5 separate regions of the Mus musculus genome follow, and all the other regions are linked to region 2. Evidence: chromatin loops called from intact Hi-C (ENCODE). Cell type or tissue: heart. All regions are shown on one strand. Each heading gives the region's core, and the rest is flanking DNA. Links, peaks and the distances in the headings are about the cores only. Region 1 holds the start of Gnptab (N-acetylglucosamine-1-phosphate transferase, alpha and beta subunits). Region 2 holds the start of Chpt1 (choline phosphotransferase 1). Region 3 holds the start of Utp20 (UTP20 small subunit processome component). Region 4 overlaps Gm4925 (predicted gene 4925). Region 5 holds the start of Washc3 (WASH complex subunit 3).

Region 1 (6,289 bases), core at 705-5,704, 130 kb before region 2:
GCACTTGGGAGGCAGAGGCAGGTGGATTTCTGAGTTGGAGGCCAGCCTGGTCTACAGAGTGAGTTCCAGGACAGCCAGGGCTACACAGAGAAAGCTTGTCTCAAACAACAACAACAACAAAAACCCCACATTGATTGAGGATTTCTTTTAATTTGTGACTGAGGATACACAAAGGGAACACCCAATTCCTCGGTGCTCAGATTAACCTTATTTGTCTAGGAGAAGTTACTAGGTCCTACATGACTCCAAGTCCTATTTGTTTAGGAGAAGCTTGGTGGCTGGAAGGAACACACAAGGCTGAGAGAGAAGAAGGTTGGATAATTACCAAGAAAAACAGTAAGGAGAGTTAGGTCATAGGGTGGTATCATTTGATTCGTTGATTTTTGTGGTGGTAACTACAACAACTCACAAAGGACAGAGACAGCACTATCTCACTGGAGATAGCATTGGGGGTTAAAGGTGAATAGCCTGATGTGGAGGATGCCTGAGTCCCAGCACTTGGAGAACAAAGGCAGGAAAAATCAGGATTCAGCATCAGCTTTTAGCTACACTGCTAGTCCACGGCCAGCCTGGACTGTATGAGACCCTGTTTAAAAACAGAAAAGAACCACTAAACATATAAGTTAAGATTCTAGATTGTAGGTGGAGGAAAAGGATTTGGTGTCAACTTTTTTGAGAGGGATAAGAAAAATAATTGAGGTGCCAGAGCTCGTTTCTTGCCTCAAAGGCTCGGGAATTTTAATCATTGATAAGGCTAGAGAAGACAAATGTGGCAGGGTTGGGAGTTTCGTTTTAGAATATATAGTCTGAAGTATCTGAGGGCTATTTACGTGAAGACAAGAGCTGGGCGCTTAGGAAATGGAGGTGCCCTTTGAAGTAGCCAGATCACTGTGGAGCAAACACAGCCATGACATCCCGAGGAAGGAGAAGGGGGAGATGAGCTGGGGCAGATTAGTGGACACTGGCAATCTTCACCCAGAATTCTGGAGTGCCGGACTAAAGAGTGAATACGTTAGAGTGGCTAGCTCTGCGGGCATAGCGGAAGTGGGTATCCAAAAGTCATAGGAATCCGAAATGCCCTCTGCTGGCTTTTGTATGGAAAACTCTTGTTTCCAACTGGTGCCTGCTTCGAATGCTGAAGAGTGATAGGAATTAAGGCCTGCCTGCCTAAGTAGGCCACTAGGGGTGGGCCTTCGAAGGTTGTGCTCCCTCCTCGCTCCCCCACCACACACCCCCTAAGGTTCCAGTGTGCTTTCTGCTTCCTGGTTGGGTACCATGGGAAAGCTGCTGCCTCACGTTCCTGAGCACCGTGGCAGACTGAAATGTCTCTGAAATCCCGAGGGCAAAGAAACTTTCCCTCCTTTGAATTGTTCTTGTAGGGGCATTTTGTTCAATTAATACCACCGACCTAAAGAAAATGTCTCTGAAAGGGTGGAATCACTTACGTGTGATTTCGAAGTTCCAGAAGCTGACGCAAAAGGATCGCTATACATAAGTTCGGAACTAACCTGGACTACAAGTGCTAGCCTGGGCTACAGTTGTTTTTTTTTTTTTTTTCCCCCAACCAATCAATAAATCAACAAATGAAAAATAAATTCTCTCACCTATGCTTTCTAACACTAGATCACAGACTGTCCTCATCCACTGTGGCACTGCCCATTATCCGAAGGAAGAGAGGCTACCTAGAGAGGAAGGGGCGTCTGAACAAATTGGTTCCCCACCCAGTCTAGAAGGAATCATGTCCGAGTGATGAAGTCTCTACAAAATCCCAAAGGGATCAGTCAGAGAGTTTCTGGGTAGTGGGACATATTCTGGTTCCTAAGAGTTGGTGCACCCTAAGAGGGCACGAGACCTACAGATCCCTTCCCCTTTCCGACTCTTCATTTTTATTCTTCTTTTCTTTCTGATGGTGGGGGAATCAAACTCAGAGCCTGCACATGATTGGCAAACACTCTCTTCCACAGACCGTTCTCTGAGATGCCAGGTCTCGATACCCAGCTAGGGTAGCCTCAAATCTGTGACTCTCTGCCTCTGCCTCCTGAGCGCTGAGACTGTGCAGGCATAATCCACCCTGCCCAGTACCTTAGCTTACATCTCTGTTGTTATGATGAACACTACGATAAGCATTGTAGGGGGTGGGGGATGGGCTTATTCACCTTACAGATTATAGTCAGTCAGCCATGGTAGCCACAGCCGGAACTCAAGCTAGGAACCTGGAGGAACTCAAATTATTGCCTTGCTGCCTGGCTTGTTCAGCTTGTTGCCTGGCTTGTCCTGCTTGCTTTCTTTTACAGAATGGGTCCATCTGCTCTGAATGATCCTGCCCAGAGCGTTCGGGGCCCTCCCACACCCATTATTATCAAGAAAGCGCCTTGCACACAAGCCAATCCGATGGAAGCATTTTCTCAATTGATGGTCTCTTCCCAGGTGACTATTGCCTACGTCTAGTAGACAAACTCTATCAGGCACACTTGGCTAATTTGTAGCCTTTGTAACACTCGCTATAACAAGGCAACAATGTAAGAAAGTTACTCAAGCGCCTGATGAGATAGGGGTTGCAGGGACTGTAGGAACTCCAGTGTGTATTGTGTCCATTAGCGCTGAGAAACCTGGGGCCTTGATTGGCATCTAAATAGAGGGCCCAGTGTTCGGCACTGAACGCTTGGGGTCTGCTACTATGCTTATTTTGAGCTCACGAGGCTTTTGTGTTGATTACGGCATGAGAGTAGAGGGAAAACGCGGTACTGTTGGTTGAAGCAAGTTCTGAGTGAATAGAACAGAACGGCCTTCAGTGTTGTGCCAGGAGTCGGTTGATGACGTTCAGCTCCAAATTTGTACCTCTGAAAACCAGCCCTGTGTTAAGAGTCATCGCTTTTGCCGTGGGTGTGATATTAAGATTGGCCAGTAGGGGGCAGTAGAGGCATATTGCAGGAACAGGCTGTTGCTTCCTTGGGAATCTAGTGCGTGGCTTTTGCTTCATATTTCTCCAGCCGCATGTGCAAATATGTGAAAATGGACGCAGTGATCTACGTGGAGATCTCTCTCTCTCTCTCTCTCTCTCTCTCTCTCTCTGATTTATTTATTTTATTTATATGAGTACACTATAGCTGTCTTCAGACACACACCAGAAGAGTGTATCAGATCCCATTAAAGATGGTTGTGAATTTCCATGTGGTTGTTGGGAATTGAATTCAGAACCTCTGGTAGAGAGGTCAGTGCTCTTAACCACTGAGCCATCTCTCCAGCCCCAGAAAACAGTCTTAGTACGTCCTTGCCATCTTGGCGTGGTTTGCTGACCTCTTTCCCCATCCTTCCCGTTGGAGACACAGACACAGGGTGCCCCCAACCTGACACCTGAAGCTTCAACACCTCCCTCCACTCTCAGTGAGAAGCATCTCAATGGGAGGCAATAAAAATCGGTGCTTAGTGGGAAATCTGAACTTTTGAGGTTTATAAGAAACAAGGCAGCAGCCGGGCGTGATGGTACATGCCTTTAATCCCAGCACTTGGGAGGCAGAGGCAGGCGAATTTCTGAGTTCGAGGCTAGCCTGGTCTACAGAGTGAGTTCCAGGGCTATACAGAGAAATCCTGTCTCAAAAAACCAAAAAAGAAAAAAGGCAGCAGGCCCAGGGTTCTGTCAACTTGGCACTAGAAAACATACTGGGGGGAGGAGGGAATAAACTAAGTATCAAGTTTGAGAAACACAGTCAAGAACATCAGGACAAACCAAGAATAAGACTAATGGAGATTACAAAGATAAAGGGCACAAAGCATTCAACTGGAACGCCTGATAAAAGAGGTGGGTAGTGCCGCCCTGTAATCCCAGGTGGAAGGGAGGGAGGGAAGAGTTCAAGGCTTGCCTGGCTACATTGGGAGTTAGAACCCAGCCGGGGCTTCTTGAGACACTGTTTCAAAATCCTCCACACCGTTCTGTCCCAGCTTCCCCCACTCCTGTCCCCTCCCCTTCCCACCCTCCCCCCACCAAGCAAAACAAAACCTAATAATTCCCAAACCAACCAACAAAACCAACGAAAGCTTCAGAAGAAAGAGGATAAGTTGAGGACTAGACGAATGAAACAAAGTAGGAAAGTGAGGGGTTTCATTTTAATTTTCTTTTGTTTATTGACAAGGTCTCACTACCAAGACCAGGTTGGCTTTGAACTCATAACCTTCTTGCCTCAACGTCCCAAGTGCTCAACAGGTATGCACTGTGGTAGACACTGCATTTGAGAGTATGCCGTGTAATGAGGGTAATTCCCCACTCCCACCCCACCCCCACACAAAAAGACCCAGGTAGGCCCAAACAATTCTCCAAGTGAATTTGACCCGAAAACTTAGTTAGTTCTCTATAACACTCCAGTTCCTTTTTAAAATTTTTTATAATTAACAATGCCAATTCAATAGCTATACTACCCAGTTGTATTTGAAAGGGTTTCTGAAATGGCTCAGCAGGTTAAGGTGATGCCAAGCCTGACTTCAGTTCCTTGAACCCGCAGCATGGAAGGACAGAAACAAGTGACCCTCACCATACACTCACACACACACACACACACACACACACACACACACACGCACACGCACACGCACTCACACACACGCGCACGCGTGCGAGTTCCCCTGCATACACAAACTTATAAGCAGATTGATTACCTATCAAAAGCTAAGGCTTCAGATAGTAACTAAATCCGTTAGTTTTCCCTGCTTTGCCACAATCAGCCTACCTGTGACCTCAAAAAATTTTTTTTGATAAATGCCCGATTAGTGACTTTTGTTTTTCCAAAACCAATTAAACCTCGTGTACGAACGTCTAGAGTAGATTATGTCATTTGGGACAAGCCGAATATGCATTCCCTAGCCACGATCTTTCAAATTTTCTTTCGAAGATAAACTTGAGGCAGGAGCTGTGTTTTTTTGGTTCATCAGGATTGCCCATTGGCACACTGCAGGGGACAGCCCGGGTCGCTTACCTGTTGGTTGGGTGGGTCCCACCGTGCAGAAGGCAGAGGGCCCAAAGGGCAGGGCCCACGGCGCACGCGCAGATGGGAGGGCGCGCGCCTGCCCTTGCCCCTCCGCCCTCTAGGTGGCGCTGGCGACTCGCCGCCGCCTCTCCGAGGCCAACCCCGGGTGGCGCCGGGCGCCTTGCGGGCCCTGGGTCCGCCTCCGCCGCGCCGAGGGCGTGGGCTCCGGGCTCCCGGAAGCGGCGGCCGCGGCGTGGAGCCCAGCGGGCCGTCGGTCGCCGGAGCGACAATGTGCGGCAGCCGGGGGCTGTGAGCTAAGCGCGGCGGCGCGTCCGGGGGCCCCTGAATGGCGGCTCGCTGAGGCGGTGGCGCGGCGCGGGCTCCTCCTGGCGTGGGGTGGCGGGGCCGGGGTGATGCTGCTTAAGCTCCTGCAGAGACAGACCTATACCTGCCTATCCCACAGGTATGGGCTCTACGTCTGCTTCGTGGGCGTCGTTGTCACCATCGTCTCGGCTTTCCAGTTCGGAGAGGTGAGTAGCGGAGCCCGAGCCCCGGAGCCGCGTGCGCAGCATTCCCCGATTGAGCCCCGCGGTGCCGGCACCCCGAATCTCCCTTCTGCCTCCCCATCTTCCCTGCAGCCTGGGGACCAGCACACGGCCCACTAGTCCCAGGCGCTGAGCGTGCATCCTCTCCCCGGCTCGCCTGCAGCAGCTGGACTGGACGTCCGGGCCTCGCGTGCTTCAGCGTGCGCATGGATCCCCTTCCTTCTGCAGGGTGTCCCCAAGAGTCCTCTGGCCATTTGATTTTGGCTCTAAGGCCTTGCGCTGGTGAAACTCTCTCCTAGGGTTTGTATTTTTCTGTAGTGATCCTTCATTCCCTGGCTCTCCGTAGGATCCAGTCCTGCGGTGCCACCCTACTAGTCCTTCACCGTTGACAAAACACCTTATCTTCTGTTTCTTCTGGATCGCAGACTTTGTCTTAGAGGCATGCGCGGCTTTGCATGTGAATTTTGCGCCGTTTTGCATGTGAATTTTGCGCCGTTTTGCATGTGAATTTTGCAGAGTGAAAGGGAGATTTTTTTAAATTAACTTTTTTCCTTTTTCATAATGGCTCTGCTGTTTTGTACAGCTGCATGCCAGCGGGTTGGAGGCCTTACTAGTGAGAATGCACACGCTGATGGGAAGCACCAAGTGCTTATCTCAGAGTAGGGCCCTTGTCAGGTGACTAGGACTGCCTGCGGATCTTGGACTCCAGCCCCGGACCTCTTGAGAGCCAGCACAGACCCACCCTTGCGTCATGGGCTATGCTAATACTTTTTAGATCAAGTCGCT
Region 2 (6,044 bases), core at 1-5,000:
TGAAGGACAAGTAGGTAACTGGATGCGTGAAGGAGGAAAGTATGAGAGGAAAGGTCCCTGCCAGAGCACACTGTTCACCTGGAGTACAGGGAAGATCCCTAAACAGAGAGGATGCTCTTCGAAGAGCTTTGGAGCACCGTTATAGACACTTAATATAATATCCACTTAATATAAACCGCAGCCTCTCGGATCCACTTCCCTTCGCTCTCAATCACGTTCTAGAAATGAGCGTTACTGAGTTCCAGGTCAGCCTCATCAACTACGTGTGCCCTACTCAAAATGAAAAATAAAATTTAAAAACTGGGGGAACTAATCTAAGCTCCGAGGCAGAACTTGCTTGGCTATCACGTCAACGGCCCTGGGGTTCAGTCTCCAGGGCAGCCTGCGTATATACAGTGTGTGAAAAGGCACTCTTGAGTCCTCACGTCCAAGAATCAAAAACTTCCAAGCTAGGTCAAAGTCACTTCACCTCGGAGGACTTCAGTCTCCTCTTATGAAAATATGCAGCTGTTACTTCAGGCTGGCGAGAAGGAATTCCAAGACTGCAGGAAGGCCACCCAAGGAAGGGAAAACTCACCGACCTCCTCAGGTTGATAAGGGTAAAACCCACAACAAATGTGAACGCCCTTCACATACATACTTGCATCATATCAAACGCCAGTGTTTTCAGACATGCCACAAATCCAACAAAAAGAATGTATCCTTCACAGTTGGATCAACTTGGATCTGAATTTTATCGACCCATGTCACTTATTAAAGCAAAATAGCCAGAAACTAGTCTTAGAACACGTTCGTAGCTACATCTTATGTGGATCCTACAATGTTGTTCCTCTTCTTACTCAGGCTACTTAGAGGCAAATACAGGATCCAGTGACATGCACTTTACAAACTCGCATAGTTATCTTCCATCTACCCCTTAGCCCTTTTACCTGGGCCGCTCTGGCTTAAGTGATCTCTCAGGGCCTATCACATCCTCTTTGAAAAATGAGTCTAATCCTATAAGATAATCACAAATTTATCTCATCCACAAGTCCCCTTCCACCCTAGGGCCTTAGGCCTTGTTTATCCGTTCGTTCTCCTAAGTGCTCCGTCCACAAATGAATGGTGAATGACATCCATGCTGACAGCTTAATTGGCTAATGCCAGAAACACCCAGACTGTTAGCCAAATCTAAGCCCAAATCAAAGCTAAATTTTACTATGCTTGCGTCACAACACTGTTTACCAACTGTGTATTTTTAATAGGTTGAGAGAGTTTTACTTTGTTGAGTAAAGGGCAGGGCCCTACAATTATCTGCATGTATCCTTCAGTCCTCACAGCTGCCCTGTAAAATTGGCCTGGCAGGCATTATTTCTATTTTCAAAACAGATCGGTTAGGTCTGCCATGGTGGCGGATGATGGGGAGTCAAATCCTTCACTTGCAGGCCTGCCATGCTTCCATCCTGATACAGTGAGCTTCAGGGGGTTCGGGAACCAGTGAAACCCCAAACAGCTTAGTGTTTTAAATCACATGAAAACAAGTGACAGTGGAGGTACACGTGACAAACACAGTTGTTGGCAGGCAAGATGTTTTAAAGGGCAGGCTCCACTAAGCCCTTAAAAAGAAGTGTTTGCATGGATGCAGAACATGAGCTATTTCTATTGTATTCCTGGTATCCAACCTCGACTCTCGAGTTTGTGCACGATCTATATTTACACGTAATTACAGAGGGAGCGTAAAGAAAGTAATGCCATGGAATCTGCAATGTTATCCTATATAGTGTTTCAAGACACTCTCCCTTGTTTTTATGCTCTCTATACTCAGCCCAATGAACCACTTCTGACCACCACTGTCTAAAGCCCATGTTAATATTCTTACTTTAGACTTAGGTTGGATATAATTACAACTAATAAAATATGTTGGTATTTATAATCTCAAAGTCTAGATAATTGTAAAGACTGTCACCTACATCCTGTTTGTTTTTCATGAAAAAGCCAAGGAAGCAACGAGGAAGTTTCTTATCTTATCCAGAAATAACTTATCTTCGATCAGTGCTACCAGTAATTTCAGGATCGCTAGGCACCACCTTTGAGAAACAGAATTATAAAGTGCTAAAGGGCACTTGGCCTTACCTAACCCATCCACAAGTCCTGCTAGCATGGAGATGTAGGTATTTAATCTCCAGTGTGCGAAATATGGGCTGGTGGTCCCATGGCCCCAGGGATGAGATTGGCAGACAGGGCTGGGGCAGTAAGTGACCTTGACAGCGCCCCTGCCCCCCAGAGAAGCTCAGAATGGTCACAGGATTGGGGTAGTGGTGCGACAGTCTCTAGGAGCCCCGGGGAGGCTGAAAATGAATACTGCCAGGGGACAGCAATCTGGTCGCGTCCGCACCTCCCTCCTAGAGGGAGACCTAGAGGATGCTCCGCTACGCAGGGTCTCCCCGCTCCACTGACGCCTATAGTGGAGCCGTCTCCGAAGGAGGCCCAAGGGGGGCTCCAGGGAACAGTACCATCGGGCGGCCAGCCCTACCTCCTCCGTGACTGTAGGGCAGTAGAAGATGAGCACTAGTGTGGTGACCAGGTTGATGGCGAGGCCGATGAGGGTGATGGTGTTGGGGGCCATCCAGAGCGGGATCCATTGGAGCAGCCAGGTCCAGTAAAGCTGCAGCGGCGGCTCGAACAGCGACTCTCCCACCGCGGTGTAGCGGTGCTCCTCCAGCCGCCGCAGCTGCGCGGCACTGAGCGGCTCACCTAGCGCCTTTACCCAGCGCGGCGCCGGCCTGGCCCCGGCGCCCGCCGCCATGGCTGCCTGCGGGGCCCGCCGCGACCCGGCGCAGCCCGCGGCCCGCGCGGGGGGCGGAGAGAGCCGAGCGAGGGCACAGCGCCCGGGCCAGCTCCGCCGGTGGGACTCACTTAGCAGCGGGCCGCGGGGGCGGGGCCGGGCCTCGGGGGCGGGGCAAGGCCGGGCCACGGGGGGGTGGGGCCTCAGCGAGCTCGCGGGCGGTGGCGAGGCTGGGGGCGGGACCGGGGCGGGGCCTCAGTGAGCTTGGCTCTGGACGCCCCGGGAGGGGTCAAGCAGCCTGCGCTTTCAGACTCAGGTCGAGGGCAGCTCTGGCCCTGCCGCTGTGACTTTTCTATTGGGGCTCAAGGGTTCGCCCTCCTCTCCAGCCTTTGCTCAGGTTTCCGTGACGACGCTTGGCTAGCCTGGATCCTGGTTGAGCTGGTTTTTTTCTACTGAGTGGTAGGAACAACTCTGACTTGTGTGTCTATGCCCCGGCCTCTTATTAGTCAAGAAAATGTCGCCTACTGAAACCTGGAGTGGTCACCATGTATGTACTGATCAGAAAGTACTCAAGCACCATGGGAATATACAAAGGCCCCTCCGCATATTAACTTAGTTACCCCTCACTGCGGGATCAGACGGCAAGGTTTTAAAACAAACAAACAAAACCCCCAGATCTTAGAAATATTGTCGTCAAAGGGAAACTGAATGTTTGAAACTCAAATGCCTGTTTTTTCAGACCACTTGACACTCCTTCCTTGGAGCAGAGAAAATTCTTAGCCAGTTTCACAGTTTCTTCAGTGGAGAAGGCCGATTGCCACATAATGGAAGGTCACCAGCTCCTTACTTCACAATGCACCCATTTGGACTGGGGGCTGTCATAAGCATGTTCTATTGCCTAACCAGACATAGGCTGCCCACTTGATCTAGACGTAGTGGGTCTGATCTGTATGCACCTTTCTAACACATCAGACAAGCTGGAAACTACTTTCTGCTTTCTTGGATTAAGCAACAGAGGTCATGGGATACACTCTTCCTCACCTATTTTGAGGAACGGTTAGCAACTTTTGGCTCAAAAGACAGGCCTTCCATCTCATTCTCACAGCACACTACAGAAGTATGCGTCTTACATTTTTTAATTACTGGGAAAAAAAACAAAGAATAAAGTTTATGATGTTAGAATTGATATAATTTAAATCTCAGTTCTGTGACTATAGCTGTGTTTCTTCCCACAGAGGTGAGGAGTTGTATAGCACAAGATGACTTACAAAGTCTTGAATATTCATTACCTGGCCTCTTACCAAAAATAAAATAAAATAAAATAAAATAAAATAAAATAAAATAAAATAAAATAGCTGGGTGATGGTACTGCAGGCCTTTATCCCAGCACTTTCCAGTCAGAGGCGGGGGGGGGGGGGGGGGGCAGGGGATTGGTAACACTTACATTATAGATTCCTAGTACTTTATCTTGCTCCTGGACTTTGAACTAAGCACCTTGCTGGGCCCTGCTAAGCTTTATCTTCAGTCCTTTGTTTGCTTTGATTTTGAGACAGAATCCTGCTACGCAGCCTAGACTGTCCTTGAACTAATTGCCTCTGCCTCCTAAGTAGCTCTGATTACAAGCAATTACACTTGACCTCTTCCAATGCCATGCTGTTGTAAAGGGGCATACAGCATGCTCAGAAGGTATCGACGATTGCTTTAGGCTACTTCTAGGTCAAGTACAAGGCTTGAATGAGACAGAAGTTCGTTTTGCCCAAGCATCGTGTCTGGGTAGATCATTGAGAGCTGCTGCAAACCCTCAGTGTGTGAGAGACACTGGTTTCTTCCATTTCCTTGTCTGCTGCCTTCAGGGTATTGTTCTTGTCCTGACCCAAAACAGGTGACCACAATTCCCAAACAACTAGGAGGAGGGGGAGGCAGGGGGGCTGAACTTCCTGGCTTTGAGGCTGTGATCCAAAGTTTCATTCCTCATTTCTGACAGAACCCTGTCATGTGAGTGTGACACCTATTTGCAAGGAGAGCTAAATGAAGCCCTTATCTGGCCAATGGCTGGTCGACTAATTTCTACTACTGTTGAAAAGTGAGGGAGTGGATGTTAGAGAGCCATGCATGTGTTCTGATATTTTTATACACCATTTAAAAAAGATACTATTTTATTAATTCCTTGAAAATCTCATACAATATACTTTGATCATATTAATCCCTGTTCCTCTCCCTAATTCCTCCCACCCCTATCTCCTAACCTCCCTGTCTTCATATCCTCTTTATTATTATTGGTTTTTGTAACCCATCAAGTCCAGTTTATGAATTGAATTTGTCCTGCATGTGGAAGGAAGCATGGCGAGTACTCGATCCGGTGACTCCTGGTCAGCTGACTCCTTAAAGAAAGCAAAGTGGGTTCTCCCTCTCCTTGAAGCCTTCAGCTGTCCCTAGCTCCTCAGAGATGGGGAACAGGGAACCCTTTCTTCCTCCATTCTAGAATGGTAGCTGGCTTGATTTTGGGCTCGTCTTATGGAGGCAACCACGGCTGCTGTGAGTTCATGAGTCAGAGTTGTCATGTCCTTCCCATGACTCTTTTATCCAGTCCTCCCTGCTCTCTGGCTCTTACAATCTGATATTTCTGTCCTCTCTTCTTCCATAGTCAATGAGCATATCTTCCAATGCTAGTCATTATTATAGCACACAACAGGAAAAGTCTATTAATGTTAATGGCTCCCTCCATTTTACAGGCTCAACATAACTAGGCTCAAATTTTTGTCCACAGTTACACGTGGAACCAGGACAATATTGAGCTAGGTTATGAGCTTTGTAGTCTTGTCCTGGAGCCTTTAATCCCAATTACTGCAGAATGCAACCTAATGCACTACATGAAGTGCAAATTAAGCATTACTACTTTAGAAATCTGAAATGTGCCCACATCCAAAACGTACAGTGGCCTGATGCTGCAAGGGTGCAGGTGGGATATTCCACAGGTGACGTCATAAGACATGCTAGTCAGAAAGAGGAGAACTGGATGAGCATGCCCTCAGACTGTTTGTCGGGCATATATGAGACATTAGTGATTTTCTGTTCAGGCTTGGTTCCTAGGGTCCAGATGTCTCGTTTTATCCATACACTGGTAATTGGAAGTCTGCAAAGTACCAAACCCCAAAACACTTCTTGTCCCAATTATTTTCAGTGAGGGATACTCTACACGTCAAAGCCTCAGGTGGGGATTAATTTTTGCCAATATTGAATAGCCCAGCTTCTATGTATTGTGTAGATTTGTACCATTATA
Region 3 (6,289 bases), core at 396-5,395, 320 kb after region 2:
TCTAACTAAAACAACAAGAATGGAGACCAACAGCCCCCACTGTAAGATGTGTAACTGAAGCCATTTTGGATGATTCAGCCTAAGAATTTATGTAAGGAAATTTCTTACGAAAAGATGCCAGTACCCACTCCCGTATGTTTTTTTTTTTTTTTTAAATTGTGCACTCTCATCTTTAACATTTTATTGCTTGGTGCTTTTGACCTGTCCTGTAGCTTACGCTAAGACCACCTGCTGAACTCAAGTCTGTAACTGCGCCTCCGCATTCACCTGTGCTCTAGATTCACTAAGGTTTAGAGACAGGGTCTCACCATGTAGCATGGCTGGCCTCCTACTCACAGAGATCTGCTTTCTAGGTGCTGAATATGGGATTAAATGTGTGACCACCACACTCTGCTAGTCAAATGTGTTTCTGTGTTTCCCTTGGTGGCCTAGTAGTAGTTAAGATTAACTGTGCTTTCTGGAACTGTCCCTTTCTCTCAAATATCCCATGGACACTGTAATTTGCATGGGTCACAGGTACTACACATCACACTGAGCAAGTTCCAAGTGCAACCAATTATCTTCCTCGGAAGAGCTGCATGCTCTCTCTTATTAGCACTCAGTGCCTATCCTATCTCTAGAGAGTGTATATGCACACGTGAATGGCAGAGTCTTGCTCTGTAGTCCTGGCTGGCCCAGAATTTGTAATCTTCCTTCTTCATCCTCACCCGGAATCCCTTCCCAGATTGTTGAGTGGTCTCTTCAACCATCCGGCTATTGTAACCAAAAACCTTAACCTACCTTCTGTTCCTCTCCACATATTCAGTAGGTCAGTTCCCGCTCTTGAATGTAATGTCCCCGAAACGTCCCTTCTGATTTGGTTACCACTATCCTAATCATTTCTCATACAGACATCAGATCTTCTCTGCTAGTTTACATCCTGCTCTTTCCTTCACGTTAAAGACAGACAGGCTAAAAATCTTAAGCTTGATCATGTCACTTACTCCCCTGCTTACAGTTCAGGAACAGAATCCTATGGCTTTAGGATAAAATCCAAATGTCTCAGCACATAAAACTATTGAAGATCTTTCCTATGTCTCCAGCTACCCTCCTCTGCTGTTCCAGGCACCCCACTCGTGTGCACCCTAGACACATCTATAAGACTGAACAGTTTTGTAGTGCTTTAAATGGGACACACATTCCCGAGCTTCGGCTATTTTGTGCAGACTTTTCCCTTGGCCTGGAAAAGCCACTCTTGTCCTCTTGCCATGCTAAAACCTACAGCAAAACTCAATTCAGGTCCCATCTTAAAAATCATCTTCTGACATCCTTTCTGACACTCTCAGAAGGCTCCTTTCACTGAGTTCTCAAAGCCTTTTATGCTGGTCTAGATGTTATCATTCAACATGCTAACGTGGTAGAAGACAATGCTGGCAAAGACTCGGTACAGAATCTGCTCAGTAACAGATGAAGAGCTGAGGTTGAAACCCCAAGTTAAAGGTGTCAACGCTAACAAGACTGAGGTTAGGGTTAAGGCTTTTAAGAAAGGCTAGCAGAAGCACTAAGGGCTTGGTGCAGCAAAAAGGAAAACCCTTCTTCACAGAAGATGGCAGGTATGTGGTTAGAACCAGAAAAAAGTGCAGTTTAGTATCTTCGAGAGGAAGGAACTAAACACCAGGAAAGTGATTTCACTAAAATCACTTTAAAATCGGAGCTGCCAAAAAGTACAGGTCTGTAGACCCACTCGCAATGGACATGAGAAAAGAAGAGTTTCCAGTAACAAAACCCAATTGAGAATCAAGTCAAGCCAAGTCAAGTTCAACACGGCATCATCCGACTGAACAAGGCCAGGATGAACATGCACCATCTGGTATGGTACTCCTCTCGAATGATTCCAGCTAGCTGCATATAGCTATTGAGGGATTTAGGTTTAAAGTGAATGAACATATTTGCTGTGTGTGGTTTTTTAATTAGACAACACAGGTCTAAATCACTGCATGTACATTACAAATGGCTTGAAAAACAGCTTACTTACATTGGTGAGAGAAATTTAAAACTCCCTCTTACCTCGTCATAGCTTGCAGTTCTGTCGATACGGTGAATAATATCAATGTTCACATTCCCCAGTCTCTCTGCAAATGTAAGAAACTGCAGAGAAAAAGCATATTTAAGACATATTAGCATTCAATGCTTATCAGGTTTTGATATCTGCTGGAGTAAAACTACACCATAATCACATCAAATTCTGAACACAGAACGTTTTAGAGCTTCAGTGAGCAACCTCTGGACCATCACCACAAACAACAGTACCCTTAGCGTATCATTTCAGACCCGTGGTTTCTATTGGTCATAAAATATGTAACTTTTTAAAATAAGAGCAGCTATTACTTATGAAACACAAAAGGTAAATGTAAGAACTCTAAACAAAAGCAGTTACTACTTGAAGATAATAAATACTTGTACTTTTTGCATAACTTACTTCATCTGTATTTCTTTTTTCTTTTAACTTAAGTACCCTTGGAACAGGCTATGTAGCCAACGATGACCTTAAAATTTAAGTTCAGACCCTCTTGCTTCTACATCCCCAGGTCTGGGGTAACAGGCATTTAGCCATCACACCTGTTTTTGTTGTAACTGTTGTTGTTTTTAATGGGGATCCAACCTAGGGCTCCCTGAATGTTATTCAAACACTCCACCAACCGATCTACCTCCTACATTATGTTTTATCAAATACAATTTCCACACAGACTGGAACCTGGACGAACGCTTTCACACCACACCGAAAGCACAGGGATCTCGCTAAGTTGTGGGAACAGGTATATTTTTTAAAAACAGACAGACTCAGTTACAAAAGGGCTTGGAAAGGCATTATAAAGTACAACAGTAGCCAGCAGAAGTCATTCGCCACTTGCCAGCTCGCTCTACCCTCCTCTGTTCAGTCTTTAAAGTTAGAAGGGGGACTCGGTTGCAGACGATCCCCTGGGCCAATCAATTTGAGCCTGGAGTGAAGGGAGTTGCCCAGACAGGCCAGATCTCACCGCTAAAAGGCGGACTCTGGAATTCAAGTTTCCTCACTCCCCTGCGAACTAATGTTTTTTTTTTTTTTTTATACTGGCATAGTCTCCCATTTTCGCCAGAGCCCCGGGCAAGCGATTCCGGCTCTGCCCGGACTTGCAGGCCCTGGGGTTAAGGCGATCAGCTGGTCAGGCAGAGGCAGGGCGAACCGCGGCTCCGGGCCCAAACTCCCGCGCTCACCCGGTATGTGTTCTCGGTCTTGTGCGAAAGTGGCTTTGGCTTCATGGCTGCGGCGGGACAGCGGCCCGCGAGGGTCTCAGGACGACAGGAAGGGATCCGCGGGCACTGCGGAGGAGAAAGTTACTCCCACGCGGTACTCTCCAATGCTCCGGTGCCTGCTTTTCCTCACGTGTAGTTAGTGCCGCTGGGCGCCGCCATGTTGGAAAGCCAGGATGTGTGGGTCATGTGGGCGGAAGAGGCGGGCCGAGCATGCGTGCTCTTCCTGATTGTCAGTCGTGCAGTTTGCGGATGTACAGTTTTTGCTACATGAGAAGTTGGCCAACACAAAACAAACTCAGTGGTATTTTTGTGGACGTTTTGTTTTGTTTTGGACATTGTTTGTCATATTTGTCATTTGCCTGTTGGTCTTGATTTTCGTTTTTGTAGATTGGTGGTGATGGTGGGGTTTGGTTTGGTTTGGTGTTTTGTTTTTTCAAGACAGGGTTTCTCTAATCCTGGCTGTCCTGGAACTCACTGTGTAGACCAGGCCGGCCTCGAACTCAGAAATCCGCCTACCTCTACCTCCCAAGTGCTGGGATTAAAGGCTTATGCCACCACTGCCCAGCGTCCTTCCTTCCTTCCTTTCTTTCTTTCTTTCTTTCTTTCTTTCTTTCTTTCTTTCTTTCTTTTTTAAGAGAGAAGAATGTACAGTTGAATGGGTTGGGAGAATCTGAGAGGAGTTGGGAAAGGGAAAAACACGATCAAAATATATTGTATGAAAATTTTTAATAAAAAGGATAAAAGGGTTTTATTATAGAAAGAAAGCATAACCGTCACAACCTAGCATTAACTGCTGCTCGATACATACCGTGCACCATCAAAAGCTGTTTCCACCCATAATACAGTAATGCTGGTTATAAACTCAAAACGTGAAGTGTATGTTTGTTTGTTTTTTTTAAGCCCCCTTGGCATGCAAGGAAACCAAAGTTGGGCATCTTGTAAGTGACGATCTTCATTCACACGCAGACTCCGAGGTCCAGGTTTTAGTTTAGTACTAGAAAATAAAATCTGGCTCTTCACGAATGCCAGGAAGCAGCTCTACCACTAAGCTAGATCCTACAGCTCTTAATCATATATATAGAGAGAGTGTGTGTGTACAGTCGATGAGCCATGGAGTTATTTGCACAAAAATTGATGGAGGAAGGTCCAAGTGCAAAGTCCTTGAGATAAGATTTCATCCTAGCCTGGCTTGTGAGTAGTCAGAGCCCATCATGGGTAGAATACAGTGAATCAAGATATCTTTGCCTCCATTTATTACCTTTCCCATTGTAATCCATTTTAATCCATGGGAGTTCTGGGTATTTCTTCAAATCATGAAACAGTTCCCATGACTTTTGAACTGGGTTTGGTTGGCCAATCCATCATCATTTTATATTTTCTGTCCCCATGAGTTTTGTTTTGTTTTGTTTTGAGACAAAGTTTTTTTGTATAGCCTTGGCCATCCTTTCACTGTAGCCCAAGTGGGTTTCAAACTCAAAGAGCCCCCTGTCTCTGCTACTCAGTGCTGGGATCAGAAGTGTGCACCACCAATCACCACCCAGCTCCCTTCCTCATGATTCTCTGTGTTAAAGAGTAAGGTGTAAAACTGCCCCAATTATATACAAGTCAAACAATCCAAACGGAAATAACACTAGTAAGGTTCCTTATTCATAATAGACTTTGAATGTCTGAAATAATCCCGCATCCATTACCTCTCTGGTGTTTATGACAGCCCTGTGAGGTAAGCAGAAAGATATAATTGCCTTCCTATCATACAGAAAGAAATGAAATAGTCCCAGAGAAATTAAGCAATTTTGCCAAGGTCATGTGCTTTTGCTTGCCAATGCCAGAGCTTCTTACTCAGGCTTCAAAGGCCCTGGCACAATACTCATCTTCCCAAGTGATAAATGGTTGGCACTGTATAGCTCTCATGCTGCCCCAAGCACTGTTGCAAGTGTTTCCCATATGATGACTCATTTACTCTTCCTACCAGGTAGTTCTATTATCTTCATTTACCAATGAGGAAGCTAAGAGACAGACTGGGTAACTTGGCAGAGACTAGCTAACCCCATAAGGAAGTCAGAGTACCCAACAGTTGCAGGCAATGTCAGGATTTGTACTCTTAGTCTATGCACTATGCTACCAGAGGATTTGGGAAAAAGTTTTGTGATTCAGGCCATTGTGGGCACAGCTCAAGAGTCTTTGAGATCAAATCCAGAGATCCATTTACTCCTTAGATTGTTGCAAGCCCTTCCTGTGATGTCTATAGCCTCTTGGTCTTATTATCCACTTAATGTGATTGGGAGATATAATTAAATCTTTGTCCTTAAACTACTTATCTGTGTGGAAGAAACAAGGCTGAGCAGTCATCATTTTACTGTTTAGCTTGAGTTCATTAAGAATATGGAATAATACAATACACCTGTGTGGTTTTCACCTAGTTTGCCTGTATTGGGTTAGACAATCTCTATTTTCTGTTTTCTTTTTGGATGCCCACCCCTGTTTGTTTATTCTCAATTCATGAAGTTACAATGACAACAGGGTTATCCTGTCTCCAGGGTTCCATACATGGCTTAGATCCGTGTGTGTGTGTGTGTGTGTGTGTGTGTGTGTGCGCGCGCGCGCCTGTATGTGTATTGGTGTGTGTGTGTGCCTGTGTATATATTTATACATGTACTATGTGTGTGTCTTTCTATGTGTGTATGTTTGTGTGTGTGTCTTCTTGTTTGTGTTTGTGTCTCTCTGTGTGTGTTCAATTAGTTCAGTGAAAGTTGTTCCTAGATCCTAGAACTTGCTAGTTGAATTATTGGGAAACAAGGCTGTTTCTACTTGGAGACTAATAAATATAGTTGGTTATAAAATTGAGATTTCTGGTAGCCATCTTATACCATACAGGGACAACCAGCAAGAGAAGGAGTGGATGATTTCAGATGAGTGCAGTACCCAAAGAGGAGCAGATCAAGTTCCAGATTTTCAGCACCTAGCTCTTTCTGCATCTGTCCATGAACTCTTTAGTATTGTAAGCCAATATGCTCAA
Region 4 (6,289 bases), core at 487-5,486, 220 kb after region 2:
GGGATAATGGGAGAGAATGGTTGTGTCTATATGCAAACAGCTGGCCAAGGACCGGAAGGATCAGAAAATGAGACTTCCTTTATATCAAGTTTCTCCATGTAGCAAAATAAGAGAAAGTTCGTGGTGTGCTGGTGAGTTCTTTGGTTAAGGCCTCAGAAAGCAGTTGTATGCTGTTACAAGCTGTAATCCCAGCAATAGGGAAACTGGAGCAGAAATATTTCAGCATGCTCAAGGTTATCTCAGGCTAACAGAGTTCTTGTCTGGGAAGAAAACCTCCCAAAAGTGAAAAAGACAACAAACGACAACAACAAAAACCAAGGAGGGCTGAATTGAGGTGTGGACTGAACTTCAAACCTTTGGAAAGTTGCAAAGCTTTCAAGAGTAATATCGGTGCAGAGACAGCCAGAATCCCTGGGTGTTCCCTCCTCAGCCCGGGCGTTGCCGCGTGTGATAGAAGAGTTGACACAGGCTCTCAGCAGCTCAGGACTGGGGCTTCAGGAGCTGCACAGCAAATTGGAAGGTTGAAACATTCCCAGGTATTAAGAGAAAGGAATCCAGGACCGCCTCCAGGTCCTTTCTTTAGACTAAAGAGTCAAAGACTGTTTGACAGGAAGTCGGCTTCGAAGGAAAGAAAAGTCACAATATGGCGGGCGCCATGGCACACACCTTTAATCCCAGCACTAGGGAGGCAGAGCCAGGCGCCGAGGCTAATCTCGTCTACGGGTTAATTCCAGGACCACCATGGGAACACAGAGAAACTCTGTCCCGAAAAACAAACACACACACACACAAACAAAAAATTTCCAATACAGCTAGATGCTGTTTCCCAACCTCTCTCTCAGAGCGATGTGAAAACGAGCTGGAAAAGACGCCAATCCCCGTGCTGATGAACCGGTGGATCTGTGTTGGACTTAAGAGCTAACCCTGTCCTACCCTTTGGAGAGGCTACACGGGAACCAGGAGTAAGGCTGTGAAGACAATGATCCCATTGCACTCTGTGAGGATGCTGTTGACCCCTACCTCCTGTGTACCAGTAAGCTCTAGCGTTCCTGCCTCTTCCTGTGAAAATTTCCTGACCTGTGGCATCCTGTTCCCTCTGGGAGGCTGCAGTATGTCCCATTACCAATGGTCTTCACTGAAAATTTGCTGGTTCCTGGGTCAGGCCAGGCTCAGGAACATGAGACCACCATGGACAGATCCTGCTACTGCCCCAGGAGACCTCCGCCCCTGGCAGCCATGGTCAACTTCAAGATCCTTAGTGGAAGAAGAGAAACTTAATTGCTTTCTAGCCGAGGGGCCACAGAATCTCATAACGCTGTAATTGCTGCCTTCTTCCTTTACCTCAAAATGAAATGTGAGTTTAAATGGGGGGGGGTATTGGTGAAAATACATCTAATTTTAAATCTTAGTGAGTTATTATTGGATTATAGCATCGGACAAAGATGAAATTGGCTGGGTTTGGTGGCTTGTGTTTGTAATCCAAGCATTTGGGACAGCTGAGGTAGGAGAAGCTCTGCGTTAGAGGTCAGCCTGGGATACAGAGTGGGATTCTGGTTAAACAGGTTACTCTGAAGTTGGAGCCACTGTGCCTGCACAGATCTCTAAACCTAGCAATTAGAAAGTTGATGCGGGAGGATCACAAGTTCAGTGGCAGCCTGGATGGCAAGACTCTCCCAGAAAACAGGTAAAATAGAAAGTTATTCCTTGCTTCTACTAAACTGACCAAGTGACTGGTGTCTAACAGCAATTAGCTTAAAGCACCACCTCCACCTAGTGGCTGCTCTTGACTAGGGACACTCTTTGATAGTTTGATCTCCAGTATGACATTAAGACAGTGATTCATCAGCCAGGTCTACAAAGTGAGTTCTAGGACAGCCAGGACTATACAGAGAAACCCTGTCTCGAAACAAAACAAAACAAACAAACAAAAAAAGACAGTGATTCATTTATGACTGTTGTAACAAACTCACTAATATTATAGAACATTTAAGAATTAAAGTAATAGCCGGGCGTGGTGGCGCACACCTTTAATCCCAGCACTCGGGAGGCAGAGGCAGGTGGATTTCTGAGTTCGAGGCCAGCCTGGTCTATAGAGTGAGTTCCAGGACAGCGACGACTATACAGAGAACCCTGTATCGAAAACAAAACAAAACAAAACAACAACAAAAAAAGAATTAAAGTAATGATCATTGCATTAGTCCACAAGTCTTATTTTATAATTTAACATATAGCTGGGCATTGTGGTCCACACACGAGACCAGCTACATAGTGAGTGCTAGGATAGCTAGGGCTACATAGTTGAGATTCTGTCTCAAACACCCAAACAGACAATAACAACAAAAACAAATGTCTTACTGCTCTTCTGTAATAAAAATTCATGTATCTTACATTTTAGTGAATGTAAGAAAATAAGCATAAGACAAGCACATAGTGAATGAGATTTATTTTGTTTTTGTTAAGAATTTGTCCTAAAAGTTAGAGCAATGGGAAGTGGGGTATGTTGCAACTTTAAGGATGACATTTGAGTGAACACATCAAACAAGTCAATAAATGTGGTTGTCTCAAGAATTAGAATGCAAAGCTCCCAATACAAGCATCGTTAGCATGACTTTATAGTTCTATTTCCTCAACGATTACACTTTAAAATATATTTAATTTTATGCATAGGTGTTTGCCTGACTGTATGTGTGTATGCTTGATACACATAGGAGCCCATGGAGATCAGAACAATGGAATCCGCAGCGTGATGGCTATTTGTTGTTGTTGTTGTTGTTGCTTTTGTTTTTGAGACAGGGTTTCTTGTATAGCCCTGGCTGTCCTGGAACTCACTCTGTAGACTAGGCTGGCCTTGAACTAAGAAATCCACCTGCCTCTGCCTCCCAAATACTGAGATTAAAGGTGTACACCACCACTGGCTGGCTGTGATGGCTATTCTTGATTGTCACCTTGACTGAATCTGGAAATAACTATAATCCAGAAATGGAGGGCAGACTTGAGATTATTTGTGCTTGGGTAAATTCACTTCTAGTCTGGATCTTTGAGATAGGAAGACAGAGTTTTGTTTGTTTGTTTGGTTTGGTTTTTCGAGACAGGGTTTCTCTGTGTAGCCCTGGCTGTCCTGGAACTCACTTTGTAGACCAGGCTGGCCTCGAACTCAGAAATCCACCTGCCTCTGCCTCCCAAGTGCTGGGATTAAAGGCATGTGCCACAACGACCGGCTGTTTTTGTTTTTGTTTTGTTTTTATTTGGATGTTGAGGCGGGAAGACACACCTTTAATCTAATTAATCTAATCTAATCTAATCTAATCTAATCACCTTAAATCTAATATAGTCTGGGCCACACCTTCTGCTGAAAGCCTACAAAAGGGCATGGAAGAAGGGAGGTTTTGCCCTTTGCCTGCTTACCTTCACCTTGCCAGCATATCCATTCTTTCACTGACTTGGAGCCTGCTTCTTTGGGATTCCAGCATCTCCTGAATATCAGCTGAGATATCCAGCCTGTGGACTGAGTCTCTAGAAAACCCTAATATAACCTGGAACTGGAGTTACACTTGGCAGTCACCTGCTGGTGCTGGGAGGAACTGCAGAGATTACTCCTTATTGTGGAAGCTTTGAGAAATAAGAGTTTCAAAATCTGCCTACAGGGACTTATTTTCACAGGAGTCTTATAGTGGTGTATTTTTCTCTTTCTTTTCCGTTCCCCACTCCACACCCACTCTCTTTCTGAGACAGTGTCTCTCTATGTAGCCCTGGCTTATCATGGAACTCACCAGGTAGACCTGGCTGGCCTCGAAGTCAGAGATCCATCTGCTTTTGCCTCTCAAATGCTGGGATTAAAGGTGTGTGCTGGGGCTGGAAGAGATGGCTCAGAGGTTGAGAGCACCGACTGCTTTTCCCGAGGTCCTGAGTTCAATTCCCAGCAAACACACGGTGTCTCTCAAAGATTTATAATGAGATCTAGAGCCCTCTTCTGACCTACAGCTATATATGCAGAACACTGTGTATATAATAAATCTTAAAAAAAAAAAAGATGTTTGCTGCCTGGCCTTTACAAATGTGGCATATTTTTCCTTTTGGTCCTCTTTTAAAGATAATCCATTTTTCTCAGGTATTTTATGCAGTTGTACTCCAAGGTAAATCTCTAAGAGCCTAAGTTTTAAGTACCAAAGACCTATCAATGTAGCAACTTGTGTTAGAGAGCTGGGAGAGGGAATGAGACGGTCAGCGAAGTTGTAAGCATGCTTTATGTGTAAAGCATACAAAGACAAGGCAGTCTTTACAACGAACCTTAAAAAGGCTCAGGCGTTGTCATTAACTGGTATCTCATCATGTGCTCCTTAAACTGAGAAGCTGAAGACAGGGCTGGCTGCCCTATTTCAGGCTCAAGTGTCCTACAACTCCCCTGTGCTGAGTCAGGTTGGTCCCTGGCTCTGTGACCTGGAGAGAAAAGCAGAAAGGAACACAGAGGAAAATCATCCTTGTGCCCTCGAGAACAGCTGGAAGGTGAAGCACCCCCACAGGCATTTCTGGTATTTGCCCCACGACAGAAAAATGCCCAGAGTGGAGACAGCCAGAATTTAGCCGCGGGAGGCTCATCAGTGAACAAATGCTGCGCTCCTGGATTCTTCAATCTTGCATTGCTTTCTGGGTTCTTTCCCCAGTTGGTTTCTGCCGGATGACTAAGTCTGACTCAACGATTCTGTCTGCTGTTATTTCTTTTACACTGAAGCCTCAACCTCAGGATACACTGATCAGGAACTCTAGTTTGTTTCCTCGGTGAGGATTCTTGATGACATCTGCTGGGTATTTAAAGGTTCTGGATTTGATACTACCTTCTGTCTGCTCTGTCAGTTGGGCTACCCCAGTTGTCTGCCGGATGTTATGAACACCCTAATTGATGTTGTTTTTATTATTTGTTGCTTCTGTCTCCTATCGGCTATTTAATGTCTTACTTTTGCTTATTGCATACTTAATAAACTCAATATTGGCTCAGTCTAGAGAGAGATCATTCTCCAGACCTTACAGGTGTTTAGGTAGAAATTCACTTTCTCAAATGACTTTTCCTTGCAAGGAATGTTTCCGTGAATTCAGGGCTTTGGGTGAAGATGAAAGTGCTGAAATAATTCAACATCTGTGTAGTAAATTTAAGTAAAAAACAAAACAGAGACTCTTGGTATGAATGTAAGCTATTATAGCCATTATGGAAAACCAAATGGAGGTTCCTTAAAAAGCAAAATAAACACTGTAGCATCTACTTTGTGGTATTCATCTTAAGATAATGAAATCAGCATGTCAGAATGCAATGTGCACCTATGTTTAACGCAGTATGAATCATGACTGTCGATACAAAGCATCAGTGGGGGCTAAAGAGGTGGCCCATCAGCTAATAATGACTATTCTTGCAGAAGACCCTGACTTAGATTGCAGCACCCACAAACACGGGGTTCACAATTGTCTATAACTCCAGCTCTGGACAGCTCCAGATGTTGCTGGCTTCTGAGAGCATCGGTCCTCATGTGTACATACTTACATGCATGCCATGGGCACACAGACACTCAAGAACTATAAAAAATAAATCTACATAAGAAGGTATAAAATCAACCTGAATAAGCTTATTAATGTGGAAAATATGATGCGAATGTACAAATGCACATGCTTAACAATAACTAGCCAGCCTTAAAAAGGAAATAATCTCACGTATAAAATGAATGTAGAAGTCATCCTGCTAAATGAAATAAGCTTAGTACAAAAATCACACATTTCCACCTACGAGGGCGTTGGAAGGTTTAATTCATAAGTAGAGTCTATGGAGACAACTCCGAAGCCGAGAGCGCAATGGTGACTGTCAGGGGATGGAGCAGGGATGCAGATACATCAGTAAGATGGTACAGATTCTTTTCCAACAGGATGAACAAGTCCCTTAGATGTATAGTCACAGCATGATGACCATATTTAATAACAATACACTGCCTATTTGATAATTGCCAAATAGATCTTCAGTGTACTCAACCTACAGGAAAAGGGAATATGAGGGTTTGCCTATTTTCACGGTAATCATTTCTCTCTCATGCATATGTATGTATGTGTGTGTGTATATATATCTATATATACCTATATATCTATCTCACACTGTGCAACATACATATAATATTTTGTCAATTAAACCCTAGTAATGCAGGCCGGGAGGTGGTGTTGCACGCCTTCAATCCCAGCACTCGGGAGGCAGAGGCAGGTGGATTTCTGAGTTCGAGGCCAGCCTGGTCTACAAAGTGAGTTGTAGGGCAGCCAG
Region 5 (6,289 bases), core at 409-5,408, 300 kb before region 2:
TTCCACTGGTCATTTTGGGCTTCTAATGCCCAACAGGCTAAGAAAGGAATAACAGTGTTAGGAGGGGTGATAGATCCAGATTACCTTGGAGAAATTGGATCACCTCTCCACAATGGAGGTAAGAGGGATTATGTCTGGAGTGCAGGAGATCCCATAGGTTTTCTCTTAGTTCTACCATGTCCTGTGACTAAAGTCAATGGCAAACAAAAACAGCCTAATCCAAGCTGGATGACAAAGGACACAGACCCATCAGAAATGAAGGTATGGGTCACTCCTCCAAGAAAAGAGCCAAGACCTGCTGAGGTCCTTGCCGAGGGTAAAGGAAATACAGAATGGGTAGTAAAGAAAGGTAGTTATAAATACCATCTAAGGCCACATAACCAGTTGCAGAAACAAGGATTATAAAGTAATATGAATTCTTCTGTTTTATTCTGTTAAGAACATATTTGTGTAGTTATTTGTGCTTTCTTCCAATTTATTTAATATCAATTGATATTTACGTTGAGATACTAAAATAACGTTCCCAAGGGACATTTCCCCATTGTAAATTTACAAATGCGTTTGCAATTTTACAAGGAATAGTTATATTATGTTATGCATATTCGTGATCTTGTTATTGTTTCATGGGGACATGAGATATTATTTATGTCAAGTGACAAGGGGTGGATTATAATGGCTATTCCTGGTTGCCAACTTGACTATATCTGGAATGAACTACCATCTGGAATCGGAAGGCTCACCTGTGACCCAGATCTTGAGGCTGGGAGATACAAATTTCTGACTTGGATCTTGGCATGGAGATCTTGAGGCAGAGTGGCTATGAATCCTAGGAGACTAAGGCAAGAAGATCTCTGAGTTCAAGGTCAGCCTGGGACAAAGCAAGTCCCAGATTCAGGAGTGGTGGTATGTAGAGACTGTGGCTCTAGAGAACCCTGAGTAATACAATGTGCATATATAATTTTAATGGAACTGCCCTATTTCATGGCAACAATGCCCCTGCTAGATACTGCAGGCTAACAAAAAGCCTAGAACTAGGAATGGATTACCTCTTTTAGAGCTTTTGGTCAGTGAAGTCCCATAGACCCTGACAGTAAAAGCATTGCTGCAGGTAACACAATGAAGGCCTAGAAACAATCAATGAAGAAGGTGGCTATGCTAGCCACACAGCTTTCCAGGGAGTGGCATTTTAGAATGCAAGTATTCACGTTTATCCAAAAGAGATCCTGATTTGGCTTGTCTAAGGCTAACCTCTGGAGTGGGCATTTTTTGTTTGTTTGTTTGTTTGTTTGTTTTTTTGTTTTTGTTTTTTTTTTGTTTTTTTGTTTTTTGAGACAGGGTTTCTCTGTATAGCCCTGGCTGTCCTGGAATTCACTTTGTAGACCAGCCTGGCCTCGAACTCAGAAATCCACCTGTCTCTGCCTCCCAAGTGCTGGGATTAAAGGCGTGCGCCACCACGCCCGGCCCTGGAGTGGGCGTTTTAAGAAGCACTCCCAAACAGAAGCTCACGAATCCCATTCAGAAAAACATGACTCTTCTTCTGCCATAAAAGGCCCTTCGTCAGCTTTTGTGTCTACTTCTGCCTTGTTTCATTATTCTCCACTTCTGGGCATTTCTACTTACACCACCAAACAATCTTTCCTTTGCCTTAAACGCCATATGCCCTCATGTCTCTGTACCTTTGTTTGGACAAAGGTTTATTCCAGATTGTCATCTTAACTGCTCTTAATGTTAAGTAGATACTAAAGTCGGCTTCCTCTTCTTGTACAACTTAGAAGCTCCTATTATCCACAGAACCGCACACTTTGCATGTGGTGTGCATGTACTCGTGGATCTACAAGTGTTTGTACATGCTAATTTGCAATGCCACAACTTTCACAGGAGTTTGTTTGCACGTCCATCTAACTTTTGCACATCAAAATTCTGCATGTCCTCCCTTTGACTAGTGTAGCAGAGGAGATCCTGTCACTTCTTCAGTACTTGTTTTGGTACAATAAAAAGGTTTACTTTTGCTTAGGTGACCTGCCCTAACTCACATCGCTGGTAAAATGTGCAGCCAAACTCTGAACCAAAATCTTCATACTGTAGGTGTAAGATCGTTTACATGACGTAAGTGCAGTCACTTTCACAGCTGTGTGTCTCAGTTGTTGCTTGAAATTATGTTATGTCAAAACAAACAAACAAACACCCTTAGAAACGGATCTCCAGTGCATGAGGCTTGCCAGGGCTGAAGACAAGTTCTGACAGACTTCTCTAGACTTCACAAGGGCTAACAGAGTATCTGGCACTTAGTAGGATTACACAAAAAGAGAAGTGCTCTTCAGTGAATTATGGATCTTTTTTTTGTTTGTTTGTTTTGTAACAGGACTAAGCAATTAAAATCTCAAAACGGATACAGCTCAGCTTCTAACTTTCCCAGTCTGACCTCATCCCAACCCTGCGTCTGTCTCCCTGTTTCTGTCTGTCTGAATCTGTCTCTTTCTGTTTCTCTTTCTCTATTTCTCTCTCCGTCTCTTTCCCTCACTCCACCACTCCCACCCACCCACCCCCTTTTCTTTTTCAGATTTTTTCAGATTTTACAGCTAAAACAGCAACTGTGAAACCTGCTCATCAGCAGCTTTTCCCCGGCCCAATTTTACAATCGGAATCATGAACTACCAATCCCAGAATGCTGAGCGAGAGCGAGGGGGCGGGGCGGCCTCTCTGAAGCCACCCATTGAATGGTGAACACTCGCGCTTTCTTCCGGAAAGGCCCCGAAGGCAGGAACTTGGGAAAGGAGTCTGGGCTCTCTACTGGGCTGGGAGGAGCTTGTGCCTGAGCCCCGGGGTCCCCATCCGCTGAGGAGATGGATGAGGATGGGCTTCCTCTCATGGGGTCAGGCATAGACCTGACCAAGGTTTGTAAAAGACCGACTTGAGCGTCCGACAAACAGGGAAGGAGGCTTGGCCAAGGGGCCCTGGTTCCCAGGGAGACGCCACCTCTCCAGGCCCAATCCGGGCCCCTGTTTTCCTACTCTGGGCAATGGGGGGAGCCCTGCAGTCCACTTTGAAAGGGGTCCCTCCTGGGCTAAGAAAAGAATTGGTGTGCCACGCAGCCTTTGCTCCCCACATCACGTGTCTCTACGCCCGAGGTTGACAGTCTGGAGATAGTACCACCTCTGACACTTCACCTCTTATTCGACTCTCTAGCTGCTCGTGTGTGTGTGTGTGTGTGTGTGTGTGTGTGTGTGTGTGTGTGTGTGTTTGACTCACACAAGATTCAGAAAAACAAATCAGCGACTCTTCTTAGCCCTTCGTGAACCACATGTCCCAGGGCAAAGACCATCCATCCCCCTCTATGAAATCCAGATATCCAAAGGATTGCAGAGAGTGTGTTTCTCCTGTAAGAATCGTGTTTGCTTTTTTACATGACACAGGTGCCAGCTATTCAACAGAAAAGAACCGTGGCCTTTCTAAACCAGTTTGTGGTGCACACTGTGCAGTTTCTCAACCGGTTTTCCGCAGTTTGTGAGGAGGTAGGTCCCGGGCTACTACTTCATGGAGCGGCCGAGAAGTCGCCTTCCGTCTTTCGTGGTGACAAATGTAGTCAAATGAAGTCAAACAAGAATTACAGCCTTCGTGTGTTCACTTTGCCATGAAATTCAAATGTCTTAAGGCCTTAGCATCTCTGATTCTGTCCCCATAAGTCCTGTGCGCTGTCTCAACTGAATTAGTATTCTAGAAGCTTCCATGAGATAGCTCAGCCAAGTTTGTTGTAATTATAACAAAGGGAATTCCAGAATTTCACAGTGGAATTTTTTTTTTATTTGAAAGGTTTTGTTTCATCTTCCTATTCTAGAGATTACATTTTAAATGTATGTTCGAGTTTATATCGAATTGCTTTCCATCCTTTGTGCCAAAAAGGATTCATGGAGGCAGCCTAGAGATACATGTTTCAAAAAATACTTTTCTGCAAATAACTGGATACATCATGAAGTGATAATTAAGTACATAGATAAGAATTAGGTGCCAGGTCCAGGAACCTCTCCTGAGCTTGCAAAAAGTTTTGTTTTTTGTTTATTTTAGAGGAAAATGGGGAATATATATTGAAACTGAATTTAAGAAAGGAAATAACAAATTAGAAACCTATAGACAAGTCACAGCCGGATCGATTTAATATCCTGTTTTCTTATATTGTCATATGTGAGGCTTATCGTTGAGAAAACGGTGATTGCTGAATGTGTGGCTGTTCATCGGAATTGCCCAGAGACAGGAAGCTTCTGGTTTGAGTACAGTTTGATCTGTTTATGATGGGTTGTGATTAAGGCCTTGAACATGCTCCGCACATGCACTCTGCCCCGACACCCCCAGCCCGGCCGTGGTCTTTCTTTCTTTATCAGATTTCCTTCAGCTTTTCCACTGAGACAAATGAAAGTAAAACATGTGCTGATGCAGTAAGGAGCCCAGTTCTGCGTGCCTTGTGTTTGAACAGCCCCAAGACTGGTGCTTGCTCCTAGGCCTCACTTCTTCTCTTCTCTTTTTGGTTTATGAGAACATTTAAGATGTACTTATTTTATGATATGTGTGTGAGTGTTTTGATTGCATGTATGTCTGATGCCTATGGAGGTCGGAAGAATGCTGAAGGCTACCTAGAACTGTACTTATGGACACTTATGAGCCTCGCTGTGGGTGCAGGCACTCAGTCCTGGGTCCTTTGCCCAAGTGCTCTCAGCTGCAGAGCCGTCTGCCCTGTCGGTATTTCTCTCACACAGTTGCTTCTCTAAATAGGATAAGGAACCCACTGAGTAAAGGGGTTTTTTACCTTTCCATTCTTATATGAATTCTTTTACCCTTTTTATGCTAGGTTAGAGTATATAAAGACTGAGCTTCTAGCAGAAGAAAGCAGATATTCATTTTCTATGGTTGTGCGCTTGCCCTTTTTGAGGTAAATAAAACTAGCAAATGAGTAGAAAAGCCATTTGCTGTAAGCTGCTTTGGGGTGAGGATAACCCCTTGTCTTTGTAGTCCCCTCAGTTTCCGCTGTCTGCTTATTGACGACCAGGATCAAAGATGGCAGGTGTCACCTCACTGAGCACTAATGCAGCAGAGCCTTCAGAACCACACTTTCCCCTCAGCTCTCACACTCCTGACGTTCCCCACAATTGGTCCGTTTCTCCTAGTGTTTCCCTGAACTCCAGAGAAAAGTGGTGTTGGATAAAAAGCTCAGATCATACAAAGTTAGCCTACTCCCTTTCGCTCTTTTTTGTATTCATTTTGACAAGTAAAAATTACAAAGTCTTTCAGATGTAAAACGTGCTGTTTTGGTTCTTGTGCCCACTATAGAATATCTAAGCTCATGCGGGCTGCCTCACTTACTTTGCTATGTGTGGAAAGAATGAAAATTGTGGTGTTTTTGTTTGTTTTTTACTTGGTTTTTCAAGACAGGGTTTCTCTGTATAGCCCTGGCTGTCCTAGAACTAACTCACTTTGTAGACCAGGCTGGCCTCGAACTCAGAAATCCGCCTGCCTCTGCCTCCCGAGTGCTGGGATTAAAGGCGTGAGCCACCATTGCCCCACTGTGGTCTCATCATTCTTGATTGAGAGTGTCCTTTGTTGTTAGCGGCAGTCACTATAGTGTACAGTGAACCCAGTGAACTTTCTCTCCTGAGATTCCGTGCCTTTGAGCAATACCATTCCAGGCCCCTCACCTCTCCCATCCCCCCGCTGATCTTTTACTCTGTTCTTTGCTCTGTTTTTTGAGTTTGATTTTGGTTTTATAGTTTCAGGCCTTACGTGCGACTGTTCTGTCCATATTGAGTTGATTTTTGTGCATGGTGTGTAATAGCCTCTGATTTGTATTCTTTGGCTTATGTATATCCCACACCACTTATTGGAAAAACTGTCTTTTTTTTTTTTTTCCAATTGTGTGTTCTTGGCATGTCTGTGAAAATCAATGGATCATAAATGGTTGGCTTTATTTCGGGTACCCTATTCTGTTCCACAGCCTGTTTTGATCAGTACCATCCTGTTTTGGTCTGTATAGCTTTGCCGTCAGTCTTTGAAGTCCGACATTAGCAGAACTTAGAGTCATAGGAACAGGAAGCACAATTTCTTGTAGTGGGTCACTAGGTAGGGGCTGTAGTGAGTGGAGCCCTTCCCTTTTCCACCCCTTGATTCCTGGACTCATGAATCCTAGCTCTGGAAGAAACTGTACTAAGTATTAGGTGCTGATTCAAAGCATATACTACCTTCTAGAGAAGCCTGCCTCCATCTTCCAGTCAGCTACCACCTCACCGTTGCTGTCTCTGTCTTC

The links. Peaks named below come from ENCODE experiments on the same cell type or tissue, not always from the same donor. Only the 100,000 strongest peaks of a DNase experiment are listed, where the experiment ranks them.
Region 1: it touches region 2 in a loop (3-fold over the local background); 11 of 42 quality-filtered maps call a loop at or near these places.
Region 3: it touches region 2 in a loop (4-fold over the local background); 3 of 42 quality-filtered maps call a loop at or near these places.
Region 4: it touches region 2 in a loop (2.7-fold over the local background); 9 of 42 quality-filtered maps call a loop at or near these places.
Region 5: a loop joins it to region 2, with 2.1 times the contacts of the local background. A loop is called at or near these places in 3 of 42 quality-filtered maps.

Annotation. Positions count from the first base shown.
Region 1 is chr10:88,374,048-88,380,336 of GRCm38, forward strand. Gnptab (N-acetylglucosamine-1-phosphate transferase, alpha and beta subunits) reads left to right here and starts at 5,221. Exons shown (of 21, transcript NM_001004164.3): 1 at 5,221-5,488. The coding sequence starts at 5,372. It overlaps Gm40733 (predicted gene, 40733), which reads right to left and starts at 5,017. Exons shown (of 5, transcript NR_168608.1): 1 at 4,968-5,017. In heart, for the core only: CTCF peaks have their summits at 2,905 (motif pointing right) and 5,048 (motif pointing right); DNase peaks (open chromatin) are centred at 2,894 and 5,094; H3K4me3 peaks cover 1,429 bases; H3K27ac peaks cover 1,252 bases.
Region 2 is chr10:88,501,073-88,507,116 of GRCm38, forward strand. Chpt1 (choline phosphotransferase 1) reads right to left here and starts at 2,898. Exons shown (of 8, transcript NM_144807.3): 1 at 2,513-2,898. The coding sequence starts at 2,785. In heart, for the core only: no CTCF peak of the experiment used is centred there; DNase peaks (open chromatin) are centred at 1,419 and 2,879; H3K4me3 peaks cover 2,109 bases; H3K27ac peaks cover 1,357 bases.
Region 3 is chr10:88,823,372-88,829,660 of GRCm38, forward strand. It overlaps Utp20 (UTP20 small subunit processome component), which reads right to left and starts at 3,443. Exons shown (of 62, transcript NM_175158.3): 1 at 3,235-3,443; 2 at 2,047-2,127. The coding sequence starts at 3,279. In heart, for the core only: no CTCF peak of the experiment used is centred there; a DNase peak (open chromatin) is centred at 3,460; H3K4me3 peaks cover 1,903 bases; H3K27ac peaks cover 1,440 bases.
Region 4 is chr10:88,723,769-88,730,057 of GRCm38, forward strand. It overlaps Gm4925 (predicted gene 4925), which reads right to left. Exons shown (of 1, transcript NM_001037166.2): 1 at 5,773-6,289. Among named protein-coding and RNA genes, the nearest start is that of Gm4925, 4.2 kb to the right of the region's middle. In heart, for the core only: CTCF peaks have their summits at 1,779 (motif pointing left) and 3,574; no DNase peak of the experiment used is centred there; H3K27me3 peaks cover 716 bases.
Region 5 is chr10:88,198,399-88,204,687 of GRCm38, forward strand. Washc3 (WASH complex subunit 3) reads left to right here and starts at 2,699. Exons shown (of 7, transcript NM_026070.3): 1 at 2,699-2,894; 2 at 3,414-3,512. The coding sequence starts at 2,844. In heart, for the core only: no CTCF peak of the experiment used is centred there; a DNase peak (open chromatin) is centred at 2,753; H3K4me3 peaks cover 1,486 bases; H3K27ac peaks cover 1,584 bases.